Linked DNA regions of Homo sapiens: region 1 is linked to region 2. Evidence: chromatin loops called from intact Hi-C (ENCODE). Cell type or tissue: CD14-positive monocyte. All regions are shown on one strand. Each heading gives the region's core, and the rest is flanking DNA. Links, peaks and the distances in the headings are about the cores only. Region 1 holds the start of G0S2 (G0/G1 switch 2). Region 2 overlaps LAMB3 (laminin subunit beta 3).

Region 1 (11,489 bases), core at 4,163-8,162, 46 kb after region 2:
CAAACACCTCAAAGGAACTATGCACTGCCCTAGTTCTGAGAACACTGCACTGAGCAAGACAGAGAGCGCTCCTGAGTAGAACTGCAGCCCTGAAATGGGGACAGACAACAGAGTTATGAAAAGGAAAGTGAGGTGGCCATGGGAGCATGCAGCAAAGGGAACTGGCCTTATCTAGGTGACAAGAAAGGTCTTCCCTGAGGAAATGAGAGAACAGTGACACTTGGAGGATGAGTAAGAGTTCACCAGACCACAGGGGATGAAGAAAGTGCTCTCTCCACATGGAAAGAACTACATGGGGAAGAACCTGCGTCTGCAAAGGAACAGAACAGTGTGACTGGCACCCAGAGAGTGAGGGTTGAGGGATATGGGATGAAGCTGGAAAAGCAGACAAGGACAGGATGGTGGGTGGCTTATATGCCATGCAAAGAATCTGGGGCATTCCAAAGGGCAAAGTGGGGATCCACTGAATGATTTTATTTTTTTTTTATTCCACGAACTTTTTGCTAACCACTGAAGGATTTGAAAGAGAAGAGTGACATGGCCAAGTCTGCACTTTTTAAAAAGACTACACTGGCTTGAAGTGGAGTAGAGTGGCCAAAACCTGAGGCAGAGAGACCAGCTGTGAGGCCATACTAAATGGTCTGGGGGAGGCAATGAGATCTTAGACTAGAAGGGTGGCAGAGGAGATAGAAAGCAGATTGAATTAACAGATGTTTAAGAGGTAGAATGATAAGTCTTGGTGATTTTTTTTTTTTTTTTTTTTGAGACGGATTCTCGCTCTGTCGCCCCAGGCTGGAGTGCAGTGGTGCAATCTAGGCTCACTGCAAGCTCCGCCTCCCGGGTTCACGCCATTCTCCTGCCTCAGCCTCTCGAGTGGCTGGGACTACAGGCACCCGCCACCAAACCCAGCTAATTTTTTGTATTTTTAGTAGAGATGGGGTTTCACTGTGTTAGCCAGGATGGTCTTGATCTCCTGACCTCGTGATCCACCCGCCTCAGCCTCCCAAAGTGCTGGGATTACAGACGTGAGCCACAAGTCTTGGTGATTTTTCACATTGGAGAGGTGATGGAGAGCAAGGAGGAAAAGATGGCTCCTTGACTTCAAACCTGAGCTGCTAGGTGAATGGTGCAGCTTAGGTTAAGAAAGATGGTTACAAGTTTATGGGGTAGAAATATTGAATTTGGCTTTAGACACAGTAATTCTGATACCTGCAAGACATCCAAGTCAAAATGTAGAATAGGTAGAGGGATACACAGGTCTAGAGCTCAGACTTGTAGGTCATCTGTGTAGAAGCAGCAATGGAAGCCCTGGCAGTAAATTAAATCACTGAAGAGAGCATGTGGAATAAGAAAAGGGGCTCCAGGACTGAGTCCTGAGAAATGCTGACATTTGTAGGTTAGATAAAGAGGACAATTGAGATAAAGATCCTGAGTTTTGTCCAGAATAGGGTAAGAGGAAAACCAGCAGAATATGGTATCGTGGAAGCAAAGGAGAAATGTGTTTCTAGAAGGGAGTGGTCAGCAATTCCTAGGCATGGGATGAATAAGTGATTATTGATACAACTGCTTATTATCTGGCTCCTACTTACTGCTTCCTGCTCATTTTCTGCCATTTCCCAAAATCCATCCTTTATGATTTAACACCAACTTGTCTAACTTCTCTTGGACCATGTGATGCTTTATCTTTCATCCTCCCTTTTCACATGCAGTCCCATCTCATTCAAGGCCTCCCCATGCCCTGAACAACACCCTGTCCCAGAACCACCTGGTGAACACCATCCATCCTTTAACATCCCAAGCCTCTCAGGAATCATTTACCCTTAGGCCTTCTTTGACTACCTCCTCCCCAAAGGGCATCAATACCTGTCTCATTCTGTGCTTTTTGTTCATCTGGTATAAATTTCTATTACGGTGCCTTTCCCAATATACAATAATAACTCGTTTACAGTCTGTGTCCTCTACTTCACTATAAGCTTCTTGAGGGCAAATGCAGTTTGTATTCTGCATTTTTTTTTTTTTTTTGAAACAGAGTCTTGCTCTGTCACCAGGCTGGAGTACAGAGGCATGATCTCGGCTCACTGCAACCTCCACCTCCTGGGTTCAAGTGATTCTCCTGCTTCAGCCTCCCATGTAACTGGGATTACAGGCATGTGCCACCACACCCGGCTAATTTTTGTATTTTTAGTAGAGACAGGGTTTCATCATGTTGCCCAGGATGGTCTTGATCTCCCAGCCTCCTGATCCGCCCGTCTTGTCCTCCCAAAGTGCTGGGATTACAGGTGTGAGCCATCACACATTCTGCTTCCTATAACTATGCTTAACACAGTGTCAGGTACATGGCTGGCTTCAACAAATATTTTTGGACCTTACTAGAAGCTACCTAAATGTCACCTAAGGAATGCAAATGTCCCGGGCTGGGATAAAGCATCATGGAAATTGCCGACGTAGAGCAAGAGGCAAAGACAATTGAATAATAACAGCCATCATTTAATGATTGCTTCATTTGTGCCAGAAACTGCCTAAGTCCCTTACAGAGCTCTATCTCATTCACTCTTCATCATATCTGTTTCATAGGGGCTTATCATCATCACCACACCCCATTTAATAGGGGCTATCATAACTCTCACTTCACAGATACGGAAGTAGAAGTTATAGAAGTTAAGTCACTTGCCCAAGGTCAGGCCTTAGCAAATGGAGGAGTCAGGATTTGGAGGAACCCAGGTTTGCTTGACTTTAGAGCCCTATACCCTTAAGACCAATTGGCATTTGAGCTTGGGGAAAATTCCTTGTGCTGACTCAAACTTGTAAAGTATATTGTTTAATCTGGAAGTGGTATGTAGGCAGCAGGGTGCAGGTAATTCTAACCACACCACCCATGGCTATTCAAGGCTTCCAGCACAGTCTGCATGCCCCAGCAGCTGGTGGCTCTGCTTGACCAAAAGTTATGAAGGACAAAAGCAGAATGCCTATAAAGTCTGTTCCTTTGCCTTGATTTGTACCACGGGCAGGCTGGAGGGTGCCCAGAGTGAGCCAATGGCTACAATGTCAGACACTAAGTTGGGAGTGGAAGTGAAAGGTGAGGAGACCAGAGTGGAGGAAACTAAGCCAAGTTGCCAGGTCTTGGGCAATTTCAACACCAAGGCTCTGAGCCAAGGACAGGCTACTGTGCTTGAAATAACTTCCCAAGAGAGCCTTAACTGGTCACTTTGCCCTCTCTATCTCAGCACTGACTTTTAGGTCAATGTAACTAATATTGATTAGCCTCCTATTCTATGTTAACACCATGAAAGATACAAAGCTTTTGTCTTCCACAGAGCTGAGGCAAGCCCACAGGAAACAATGACAGAGTTGTACAAAACGGTAATCCATCCAGTGCCAGCCTGTAGAGTACAAGCCCCAAAGGCAACTGAAATTCACAGAAAGGAGAGATCAAGGTGTGCTGCCATGGGCAGTGGTAGCTTCTTGGAGCACAGGAAATTGAACTTGACCTCAAGGAAGAAAGGAAGACAAAGTAGAAAGAGGACAGCATTTCAGGTAGAAACAACTGTGTGAGCAAAAATAAATGAAGCAGCAGCAATGCGAATGAATTGTTTCTTGGCCTGTGAAGAAACCTCTCTGTGGAGCAAAGGGCTATTGTGGGAGAAGAACAGGAGAAGATCGGACCATAGAGAGCCTGAATTCCAAGAATACTAAATCAAGCAAATTCAACATGCAGGATCCAGGAGTCCATTATGTGGGCAATGAGAAATGATCTTGGCCTTTAAACAGGCAGTTGACAATAAAAAATTAAATTTTAGGAAGATTCATTTGGTGGTAGTGTTTAAGATGGATTAGAGGAGAAAGGATTAAAAGCAAAAAAACTGTCCCCTCAAAAACCTGAATGCTTCTTTAAGCATCTACTAAAAGTTGGACTGCATTCAAAAACAAACAAACAAACAAACAAAAAACAGTCCCTTCCCTGCCAGGCTTCACAGTCCATGGAAAAGCCATTCATTAATCCCATAGTTACCCATTAAGGACCTATTATGTGCTAAGAATTATACTGGGCACTGGGGACACAGTGAGGAGCAAACCAAAGTCCCTATCCTCATGAAGCCTATCCTCCAACGCACATGGAAGACAATATAAAACCACACCATTAAGTACATCCACATAGAATCAGGTAACCAAGTGCTATGAAGAAAAAGAAAGTAGGGCACTGGGTGGAGAGTGGTGGGATGCAGTAGTCAGGGAAGGCCTCTCCAAATAACTTCCATGATATTTCAAGCCCAGAGAACAAATGAAACGGAGATGTCACTGCTAGAAATAAGGATATTGAGAAGAAGACTTAGCTTGTAAGAGTATAGAGAAGGTAAGGAGTCTTGTTTTAAGTGTGTCAAGCTGTGATAATAGCAGTGTATCCACACAGAAATATTTAGACTCTAGAACTCTAGTCTATAAGACCAGAGGAGACAGTGGCTACACATATAAATTTCAGTGTCTTCCACTGATATCCGAGTGATAAGCAACTTCCTTTCTAAAACTATGAAAGTAACTAAGGGTCTAAAAAAAATTTCTAGTGCGGTAGTCTTAAAACTACAAATAGTTTTGTCATATCTCCTATGATGACTCCCTCCCTTCAGCTGCCTGGAGCCCCAGGGGTGGGCAGTGACTTTGTGTAGGCAGCAAGCAGCCGGTAACAAAATAATAATTATTATTGTTATTATTATATTATAATAATTGTAACAATAACAATTATTATTGAAGCTCATTTACAACTAACCATCCAAAAGACCTCTTTCCCCTGTGTCTTCAATCCCCAAGGCAGAGGGGTAGGGACAGTTCTATCCCTCCTCTGCACTTAACCCTTGAAACACATGCACCCCTTTGTGACTTTACCCTCTGCAGATGGCTCTGAATGTCTTAATGTCTGAGAGAAAGGGATTTAGAAAGCAAAATATAAAAATTTTAAACTAGTCCTTCCTACCTTCCTAGAAGTGGCAAGAGTTAAATGTTGAGATAGACTCAAGGGTAGGATGACTATTTCAGTTTGCCTGGAAGTGTTTCAGTTTGCCTGGAAGTATCTCAGTTTTAGTGCTCAGTTTTAGCAGGAGTCCTGCATTTCAGAGAACCCCTCAACCCTGAGCAAAATAAGATGGTTGGTCACCCTATGGCTTGGTTTGACCATCATCGCTATAACCTGTATCTTACCTGCATGCATGACACAACACAGTGCTTTACTTCCCTAAAAATGACATCAGCCCCACTAAAATATATGTTTAGTTTCCAAGCCCTACCTAGTCACCTTCTACCCTAGGAGCCAGGTTCTCTTTTCCCACCCAGACAGAGGAGCTGCACTCAGAAATTCCTAGACATGAGTTAACACTGGATTCCTTAGCCTTCTACTCCCATCATCTCCTGCTCAGCCCCAGCTACCACCTAAACTAGGAAGATCAAGTCTACCAGTGACCTCCGTCCATGGCACTTGCTGCCCCTCCTCTGTCCAGCTCTTACCAATATAGCTGCTGGAACCTGGAGGTCAAAGTCAAATTATCAAAAAAAGGAACTGAGCTGGTGATGTGCACTAACACAGCAAATCACAGGAAAGGGGAACCCCAGGTAAATTACAGCCTTCTGACCTAGGAAGACGTGTGGTTTGCGTCTCTGAGTTACAGAAACACAGGAAATGCTTACTGGACCAGTCAATTTCAGAATTTTGGGTCCCAAGCTAGGCTGACTCACCTTCAGAATGGAAACCACGTGACAGCCCTTATATCAGGGCACACATCACATGCTCTTCCAGAAGTCAATGGGTTTGGAACCCTCACAGATATTGGGAAAGCTCACTAATCATTTCTGCCAGTTATCAGAGGTTGCTCTGAAACTATAAGGAAGATTCAAAGAAAATGCCAAGACTGATATTAAACTTGGCAGGAACCCTTGTTACAGAATTTTCCTGCCTGACAAGGTTAAAAGAACAATAAGCAGGAAACACAGTCCTCCAGGAATAATCAATTCTATTTGGCCCCTGGTCACCTTCACTCAGACTAAATTCTAAAACATAGAATTTCAAATAAGCTATTTAGATAACCTTGACCATTCTCCACACACAAGCCCTTGCCTGAACTATTAATAGTCAAGGCAAAGGGTAGTTGTTATTGCTGCCTTTTTAAACTGAATCATCTGAGAAATTGCTTCAGACCCCCAAAGAAAGATTACTGTTAACAATTCAAAAACTAAAATATTTGATCCCTGAGACAGCCTTTTCCCCCGACCCGCCCTTCAGGGCTCAGTCCGACCGACTGCAAAGGCTGTTGCAAGATTGCATCACTGACCTTTGCAATTTTCTGGCCAGTTTGATTTCCCCTTCTTTCCCCTGCCCCCTCCCTTTCTCTGCTTAAAGGCCTTTGGCCAATTTGCCTCTCCTTTTCCCCAAGTTTGCTAACCCTTTGGCCAATTTGCCTCTCTTTTTCCCCAAGTTTGCTAACTCTAGCATATCCATAACCAAAGCCAAACTAGAACGCTCCCTCAGCCCCAGGTGATTACAGCTAACCCTGGTCAAAATCAATCCTACATCTTCACACGTCCAAGAGTACTCACACTCTGGATTCTTACCTAAGCTGTCTACTACACGCCCTTCTGCCCACAAACTGCTTCAAAGCTGAAGTTGAGCTGGAGCAGTGAAGTTGTACCCCCAAACCCAGGAGGGTGGCAGAGAATTATTGAGGAGAGCATGAAATACTTCCATTCTAAAATGGCAGATGAACTTCTACCAACAGCCCCTTCCATACTTGACCCCCTACCCCCAAGCTCCCAACTCCACTTCTCAAGTGGAAGTGAGAACAATTTGAATTTGAAGGCTCTTCCCTGATACACGGAAGTACATAAGGAAACAGCTCGCAGGCAAAGAGACTAATCTCTCTCTCTTTCTCTCTCTCTCTCTCTCTCTCTCTCTCTCTCACACACACACACACACACACACACACACCTCTGTGCATAAAAGCACCATCAATGAATAGTTTTCTATCAACTGACTCTAGTTATACATGCATGTACCTCTAAATAAAACCAACCAGGCAGGAAAGAAACAATATTAGCACATATTGCTTTATCCAAGCGTAACCTGTTCTGTCCTGTTACCCAGATCCTTCCCCCTTGCCTTCTCCTCTCTGATCCATTGCCACACACGTGGGAAGGTGACAACCCTTCCGAATAAAAATGAAAGCTTTCTTCTTTAGATGGAACCCCCAAATTCCCTCATTATTTATAATGTCAGGCTGTCCTGGACAAGGGAAGCTGTGCACCCGCTGACACCAGTAAGAAGGTTGCCGCCATGTCAGAGATGTCCGCGGACACCTCCCTGGGCTCCGGGTCCTCCCCTGCGCTCGCCTGGAGTGGGACCTTCGCGTGCACACTGGCCTTCCCACGCGCCCCGCTGCGATGGCACCCGCGCCGGGCCCCCTAGCTCACACAGTCGGAGCGTGCTCAGCGCGTGGCCACCTCCTGCCAGGTCCCAGCCGGGTTCCACCCCCTCCTTTTCCCCTCCTCTTCTTCCTCCCCCTCCGAGTTCCCCTGGCTCTGACCGCGCTGGCCTGGGCCGGAGAGCCCAGGAGGCGTGTCTCAGAGAAAAGATATAAGCGGCCCCCGGACGCTAAAGCGGTGCCAGCGGCGGAGTCTCCAACTGGGAGAGCTGCAGCTGCCGAGAGGAGGAGAACGCTGAGGTCGGTCGGACCAACGGACGCGCTGACCGCTGCCAACTGCAGCTCGCGCTGCCTCCTGCTCGCGCCGTGCCACTAAGGTAGTCCGCCTTTCTATGAGCCCTCCCCAAGATTAGCTGGGTGCGGGGTGGTGGGAGCCGTTCTTTGGTGGCTGAAGCCCCTCTCCTGCTGCTCCTCCTGCAGGTCATTCCCGCCTCCGAGAGCCCAGAGCCGAGATGGAAACGGTCCAGGAGCTGATCCCCCTGGCCAAGGAGATGATGGCCCAGAAGCGCAAGGGGAAGATGGTGAAGCTGTACGTGCTGGGCAGCGTGCTGGCCCTCTTCGGCGTGGTGCTCGGCCTGATGGAGACTGTGTGCAGCCCCTTCACGGCCGCCAGACGTCTGCGGGACCAGGAGGCAGCCGTGGCGGAGCTGCAGGCCGCCCTGGAGCGACAGGCTCTCCAGAAGCAAGCCCTGCAGGAGAAAGGCAAGCAGCAGGACACGGTCCTCGGCGGCCGGGCCCTGTCCAACCGGCAGCACGCCTCCTAGGAACTGTGGGAGACCAGCGGAGTGGGAGGGAGACGCAGTAGACAGAGACAGACCGAGAGAGGAATGGAGAGACAGAGGGGGCGCGCGCACAGGAGCCTGACTCCGCTGGGAGAGTGCAGGAGCACGTGCTGTTTTTTATTTGGACTTAACTTCAGAGAAACCGCTGACATCTAGAACTGACCTACCACAAGCATCCACCAAAGGAGTTTGGGATTGAGTTTTGCTGCTGTGCAGCACTGCATTGTCATGACATTTCCAACACTGTGTGAATTATCTAAATGCGTCTACCATTTTGCACTAGGGAGGAAGGATAAATGCTTTTTATGTTATTATTATTAATTATTACAATGACCACCATTTTGCATTTTGAAATAAAAAAACTTTTTATACCATATCTCATGTAATTCCTGAGAGGTGTGGTGTCCTGGGGTGGGAAGCAGGGAGGGTGAGCAGGTGGGCGATGGTGATGGGTTCTTACCTGAGCACTGCAGAGGGAGCAGCTTCCTGAGGGTCAGACACTTGCTTCACACCTAGGAACTGTGTAATAAGTTACTACATGCATATAAGTCTGTTGAGGACTTGTTTTTCCTTCTTGTTAGGGGTGGGAAGAGAGAAAATTTTATAACTTCCGTGAGATTTAGCATTTTAACATCAAAAGGTAGATCAACTTCTGAGCTACAGTGAGTAGGAGATAACTGATTAATTCTAAGGCAGAAAAGCTCTTTGTTCCTTACACCTGTGCACCAGAGGTTCCCATGGCTGATACCTTTTTCTTCCCAACTATATTTTAGACAGACAGACAGAGAGAAGGAAAGAAAATGAAGGAGGGAGGTCTGGAGGTGAAGGGAAGGAAAGAAAGGAAAAACTATCTACCTGGCAGGAAAAGAGATAAGCTCCCAAGAACACCAAAGCAGATGATGAGTCTAGCTCTACCCAGCCTTCCTCCCCACGAATCCAGATCATAGTAAGAAACTCTGGGCTAGAAAGAGAAAAAAACCGGTTGTTACATATCTGAGTCCTCCTCCTCCAGTGTACAGAGCTTCATCTGTAGTAATAGCTAATTCAGTGACTCTATAGGGCTCAGCAAAACAAATTTTAAACTTTAAAGAAGTAGCCAGGAGCCAGAGGCATGGCCTTGATGCTAGTCTCCTCACATTTTTCATGTCACCTGTCCTAATCAGGTACTGACACTTTACTCCTTTCATCAACAGCTATGCATTTTTGCCAAACATATCACTGGCTCACACCATTGCCTCTGCTCAGACTCTCTCCTTCGTCCAATGCCCTACACACATCTCCATTTCATTTCTGCCAACTCAATTCCTACCAAGTGTTCCTGGCCCTGATCAAAAGCCATCTCTTTCTGAAATCTATTCTTATCACTCCCAAAGGAAAAAAGCAATCAGAATGTGGTAAGATTAATCAAGGAAAAGAAACATATTTGGAGTTTTAAAGGAAAAGAATGTCAGTGGCACCATGGCTCTCCCAGTTTCCAAAATGGGAAATTCAGCCCTATACCAAGGCAGAGCCTCACTTTCAATGTCCAAGAAACTTCCTAGGAACTGACTCAATTTTATCCTTCCTGCTGGTCTTCCAAAATGCCTCTTTTATTAATTACTCCTTTACCCATTCAGTTACCACCTTGTCTGGCTCTCAACCGCTCAAGCCACCCCCTGCACCTTCTAGCACATTCACCCTAAACAATCCCTTGTCAGACTGTCTTCCTTTAATATCTTTCATTCTGCTGCTCCTGAACTCAAAAACATCTGAGACTAAAACTCTTATGCCAGGTTTCAGTGCCTCTGTGATGTGCTTCCATCACAGCTGGCCGTCTTGCCTGATTTGTCAGGGTGCCTAGCATGAACCCTGGTCCTTGCCTGTTTCCTTCTGGTTTTCTGCACCTTCATTTACATTACTCTTCCAACCCGAATTTCCAACCCGAATGTCCTCCCACCCACTACCTCCACATCTTCTGAAACCACATACCTCAAATTCTCCAAGGAAGGTATGATTTCAAATACAGGTATTTTGCCCATTGTCAAAATACATGTAAAATTGTGTGCTCTGATTTTTGAGATGGAGTCTTGCTCTGTCACCAGGCTGGAGTGCAGTGGCACAATCTTGGCTCACTGCAACCTCTGCCTCCTGGGTTCAAGCGATTCCACTGCCTCAGCCTCCCGAGTAGCTGGGACTACAGGCGTGTACCACCATGCCCAGCTAATTTTTTGTATTTTGGTAGAGATGGGGTTTCACCATGTTGGCCAGGATGGTCTCAATCTCCTGACCTCATGATCCGCCTGCCTCAGCCTCCCAAAGTACTGGGATTACATGATTTTTTATTTAGAGGGTAACGCCTATGTTTTGAAAGGTTGCCTATACATAAAAAAATAAAGTTCCCTAAATATATAAGTATGCCTATATGTTTTTGTGTAGAAGGAAATTCCCCATGCCTATTTATATTCAAATTACCCAACCCAATCAAATCCGAGCTATTGAAATCTCTGTTCTCACTGGTCTTCTCAATTCTCTGAGTTCTTATAGGCCGTACAGCCTGAATCTCATACCACATCACTCAGTAATGGGCTTTTTTTCTTCCAGTTGTTCTGTGGGCTTGGTCATGTCTCTTACAGTATAATCTTCTTGAAGTAAAGGACCATGTCTTCTTCAGTGTTCACAGAAATCATTAGGTCCTAGGCAAATAGTAGGTTCTTAATAAATACTTGATTGTTTAATCATTTATGAGGCTAGAGCAGTGATTGTAAATGAAAGGAGAAGCAATTTTGTCCCTCCAGAGAACATTTGACAGTCTAAAGACATTTCTGGTGTCTGGGTGAGGGGAGGGGGCAGGACTGCAAGCATCTAGAGGGTAGAAGTCAGTGGGCTGTTAAACATGTTCTAATGCACAGGACAGCCCCCAACACAAAGAATTCTCCATTCCAAAATGTCAATAGGGCAGAAGTTGAAAAATTCTGGGTTAGAGGAAAGTAAGGAAAAAGGATTTGCTTAATAATTTCAGAATCGAAGTTATGAGGTGGTCTCACAAGGCTCTGTCTGGTTACAATCAAACATGTTCCTCCCCCAACACAGGAACAAAAATTGTCTTTTTTCCTATGCTGCTTGGTAATTTTACCAACAACCTAGGAGAGGTAGCAGAAGGTATACTTATCAGTTCTGTTGGTGACACAGAGCTGAGACAGCACAGTCAGAACTCAAAACAACTCAATAGGCTGGAACCACGCATCGAAGAAAAACCAACTGAAACCGA
Region 2 (4,000 bases), core at 1-4,000:
TCTGGGAATTAGCACTCTTGTTTTCCCACTTTTTCTAGATGAGGCAACTGAGGGACAGAGAGGTTAAGTACAGCATGCCTCTTCCTCTAAGAAGGAAACCAAGTCTAAAGAGGGGAAGCAGCTCCCTCAAAGTCACTCAGTGAGGCAGGGGCAGAGCTGGGACCACAATCTGGTCTGCACACTCCAAGGCCTGTGCTCCTGTGGTGACATCAAACTGACTCCGTGGGAAACGACACCCTTTCCCCTTCAGGACTCACTTCCTCCATCTATGAAGAGGGAAGAAACAGCCTCCCCTCCTTGCTGCTGCCCTGGAGATGGCTTCTGGGAAATGCTCTCTCTCTCTCAGGGAAGTGGGGAGCAAAGCAACCAGCATGTCACGGGGACGCAGGAACAGCGGGCATAGGCCTGCCTCAGGGGCTTGGAGGCCATGCCAACAGGCCGGAGTGTGTGCACTCACAGGGCTGCCCAGGCCCACACCACATGCATCAGTACAGGACATCCTGCCCTGCTGCAGACCTACACGCCCCCACCATGTGCCCACCCGCGTGCTCGGCCCCCAGAGCCTCAGCGTCCCCCAGGCTTTGAGCATGCACCTCGGCATCCTGTGGCCACGTCTCCATAGGTCCGGTCTGGACACTGGCGGATGGCTGCAGCGCTGCACATCAGGCCACCAAAGCCTTCCCGACAGGGGCACTGCCCTGTGAACTGCGTGGGGAGAGCACCGTCAGTGGACCCTGCCTCACAGCCTCTGCCTTACCCTGGTGTCAGGGACTGTGTCCTAGATTCCTGGTCCACAGGTAGAATCCAGGGCTCATGGCCACCTCCAGAGCTGCTGTGCCCACAAAACAAGGGCTCCCACTCAGAGATGAGCCTTGAAGTCAAGGCCCAGCATAGGCCCTTCAGAAGGTGTGGTGCATATGGTATTACTGACGGCCAAGAGCCACAGAGGGAGGGACATCTGGTGACTTCCCCAAATGAGAACGGGGACAGAAGACGCCCAGTCTGACAGGGGAGAGGCCTAGAAGGGCAGCATGGAGGGGCAGCAGAGAGGCTGGTGCTCAGGACCCCCCTCCCACTGAGGGGGCCCCCGGACCACCCTCACTTCGTACCTGGTTGCACTGTGGGCTGAGGGAGTTGTGCGGGTCGCAGGCACACGGTTCACAGCCCTGGCCACTGGCCAGCTTCCAGTGGTAGGGAGCACACTGGTCACATTTGGGACCCACCACGTTGGGCAGACAAAGGCAGCGCCCACTCTCCTCGTCACACGGCATGTCCCTCCGGGACCCCAGGATGTTGCAGTCACAGCCTGCAGGAGGAGAGCTGCTGAGCTCAGGCAGACGCTCCATGAAAAACTCACCCCCAGAGGACACACATCCAGGGAGGGGCGCTGCCTGGGAAAAGAACTGGGCAGGGCCCTTCCCTGCAGATGACATGGCTGACTCACAGGACCCCTGCGCTGTCCCACCAGTTCCAGCCACCTGGCAGCTCAGCCGCCTGCCTGCCCACCCTCCATCTGGCTGACTCAGTCCCACCTTCCAACTCGGACGTGTGCTGCCACCTGCTGGAGGCCAGTGGCACAGCATCTGGCGCTGGGTAAGAGGGCAAGAAGTCCGGACTCCTGGCAAAGGCCCGGGCATACCCCCTCTGTCTACCCTGCAGTGGGATTTCCTCTGAAGAGAGCACAGTGAGCAGGGCAAGCCGTGGGTCTGGTGGCCCCATGCAGCCCACCCCACGTCATGCTGGGCCAAGCCCCCTACTCACGGTGGCAGCCCTGCGGGTTGGCGTAGGTGAGTCCAGTGAAGCCCGGCTTGCATAGGTCACAGCGCTCTCCCTGCACATGCTCCTTGCACACACACTGCCCGGTCACTGGGTCACAGGGAGCCCCTGGCACTGCCCCATCCGGATCACACTCGCAGGCTGAGAGACAACAGCAGCCACCGCAGTAGGAACAAAGAAAAGTAGAGTTCAGAGCAGATTCCAGGAGCCAGGCTGCCTGGTTCAAATCCTTGTTCCACCACTGGATTTCAAATTCACAGCCTTAGTCAAGTTACTTAATCCCTCTGTGCCTCAATTTCCTTGTCTATAAAATAAAAATAATGATACAGCCTTCATAGGCTTCTTATGAGAAATAAATTAGTAAATGGCTGTGCGCGGTGGCTCATGCCTGTAATCCCAGCACTTTGGGAGGCCGAGGCAGGTGGATCACCTGAGGTCAGGAGTTCGAGACCAACCTGACCAACATGGTGAAACCCTGTCTCTACTAAAAATACAAAATTAGCCAGGCACGGTGGCGCATGCCTGTAATGCCAGCTACCAGGAGGCTGAGGCAGAAGAATCACTTGAACCTGGGAGGCGGAGGTTGCAGTAAGCTGAGATGGCGCCATTGCACTCCAGCCTGGGCAACAAGAGCGAAACCATCTCCATTAAAAAAGAGAGAGAGAGAGAGAGAAAGAAATGAGTAAACATAAAGCAGGGGGAGCATATTTGGCACATGCTAAGTACTATAGAAGCGGTTTTGTTGTCATTACTTACTGAGCAACTACTCTGTGCCAACCACTGAACTGGGAACTGTCATATGTTGCCTCATGTAATCTTCATGATAATCCTGGAGATTATTATTCTCATTGTACAGAGGAGGAAACCGAGGCTCAGATATGTCAAATAACTTATTCAAGTTCTCATTACAAGTTCATGCAAGAAACAGGGATCAAACTCAGTTCTGTCTCACTCTTCCCAGAAACAAACATCAACAGAAAGTGACTCAGCTTTCCCCAACCCCCACTCCCTGACTTCTTTCAGACCTTTCAAAATGTAAGACCCCTTCATCCAGAAAGTCTTTTCTGACTAAACCTGCCCGAATCTGATTGCTTCAGTCCAGGCAGCCCTCTCCTATATGAAGTCGCTGGCTCTTGTGTGCATGTTAAGCTGCCTCTGCCTGTTGCCTCCCATTACATTCACAAACACTCCCTGAGCATCAGTTATTTTCCAGTCAGTGTGCTAGGGCTAGAGGATGTGAGAAATAATCCTCGCCATGGAGGAGTTCTCGATGTTGGGAGAAATAGAAAATTAAATCACAAACCTCATTACAACATGGTAAAGGCAATCATATACATACGGAAAAGGTGCTTTCATCCCTCTTCTGCAGGTGTATACAGTTTATATTGCCAAACAGTGTGTGTGTTCCCTGATGGCACAAACTGTATCTTATGTTTACTTTTTTCTTCCCTATGCCCCAAATAAAGCCTAACTCTTGATTGATTGTCTGATTGATGGTCCAGAGAGGTTAAGTGACTTGCTCAGTAATAGCTAAATTAAAATAATCTCCCACAAATCCTGACTCACAGCCAAGTTTTCATGCTCCCTGAGGGCCTTGGTGTGCCCAGGAACATGTACTCTATTGTACCCAGAGGAGATGGGGAGTAACAGACAAATGACACTCTGGGACTCCGGAGCCTCTACTCACAGATGCAGGTCTCCTGAATGGAAGCTCCCGGGCGCCGGTTCCGGAAATAGTGCAGCTGACACCGCTCACAGTTCTTGCCTTCGGTGTGGTCCCGGCAATTGTCACACACACCTCCATATGCCCCCTGGCTGGCGGCAAACACAGCGGGGTCAAAGTGACATGTCTCTGAGTGCCCATTGCAGTCGCACCCTGGAAAAAGAGAGTCCCAGGGCTGACATCTGACCCACACCTTTGCTATCTACAGAGCATGCTCCACAAAAGCTCACTGGCATCTGTAACAACTCTGCAAGATGATCAAGGCAGGGAAGTGGGGAAACTGAGGGCAAGGGAGGTTTGTATAACTTATTTAAGGTTACATGACCAATAAGAAAGCAGAGGAGAATAAGAACTCAGCCTTCCTGATTCTTACTGTTGGAATAAACCCAAGAACAGTGGCCATGTTGGGCCAAAGAAAGAGCCCTTTGAATGCTCTATCCCCAACCCTCCCACTGCCAACACTGGTCTCCTCCTGGGTCACTGCCTGTCTCCAGGATGAGA

Evidence for each region. A loop is a pair of places that touch in the nucleus more often than their neighbours do. Peaks named below come from ENCODE experiments on the same cell type or tissue, not always from the same donor. Only the 100,000 strongest peaks of a DNase experiment are listed, where the experiment ranks them.
Region 1: it touches region 2 in a loop (1.8-fold over the local background); 16 of 110 quality-filtered maps call a loop at or near these places.

Annotation. Positions count from the first base shown.
Region 1 is chr1:209,667,773-209,679,261 of GRCh38, forward strand. G0S2 (G0/G1 switch 2) reads left to right here and starts at 7,640. Exons shown (of 2, transcript NM_015714.4): 1 at 7,640-7,777; 2 at 7,881-8,618. The coding sequence starts at 7,913. The coding sequence ends at 8,224. All of the region lies in intron 1 of HSD11B1-AS1 (HSD11B1 antisense RNA 1), which reads right to left. RefSeq lists enhancers at 5,232-5,471, 7,752-8,600. In CD14-positive monocyte, for the core only: no CTCF peak of the experiment used is centred there; DNase peaks (open chromatin) are centred at 5,669, 6,309, 6,829 and 7,669; H3K4me3 peaks cover 2,299 bases; H3K27ac peaks cover 3,329 bases; H3K27me3 peaks cover 629 bases.
Region 2 is chr1:209,626,274-209,630,273 of GRCh38, forward strand. LAMB3 (laminin subunit beta 3) reads right to left here. Exons shown (of 23, transcript NM_000228.3): 10 at 3,464-3,652; 11 at 1,762-1,917; 12 at 1,110-1,306; 13 at 594-705. Among named protein-coding and RNA genes, the nearest start is that of MIR4260, 4.8 kb to the left of the region's middle. RefSeq lists enhancers at 3,075-3,576, 3,577-4,000. In CD14-positive monocyte, for the core only: CTCF peaks have their summits at 1,557 (motif pointing left) and 1,758; DNase peaks (open chromatin) are centred at 228, 958 and 1,538; H3K27ac peaks cover 988 bases; H3K27me3 peaks cover 636 bases.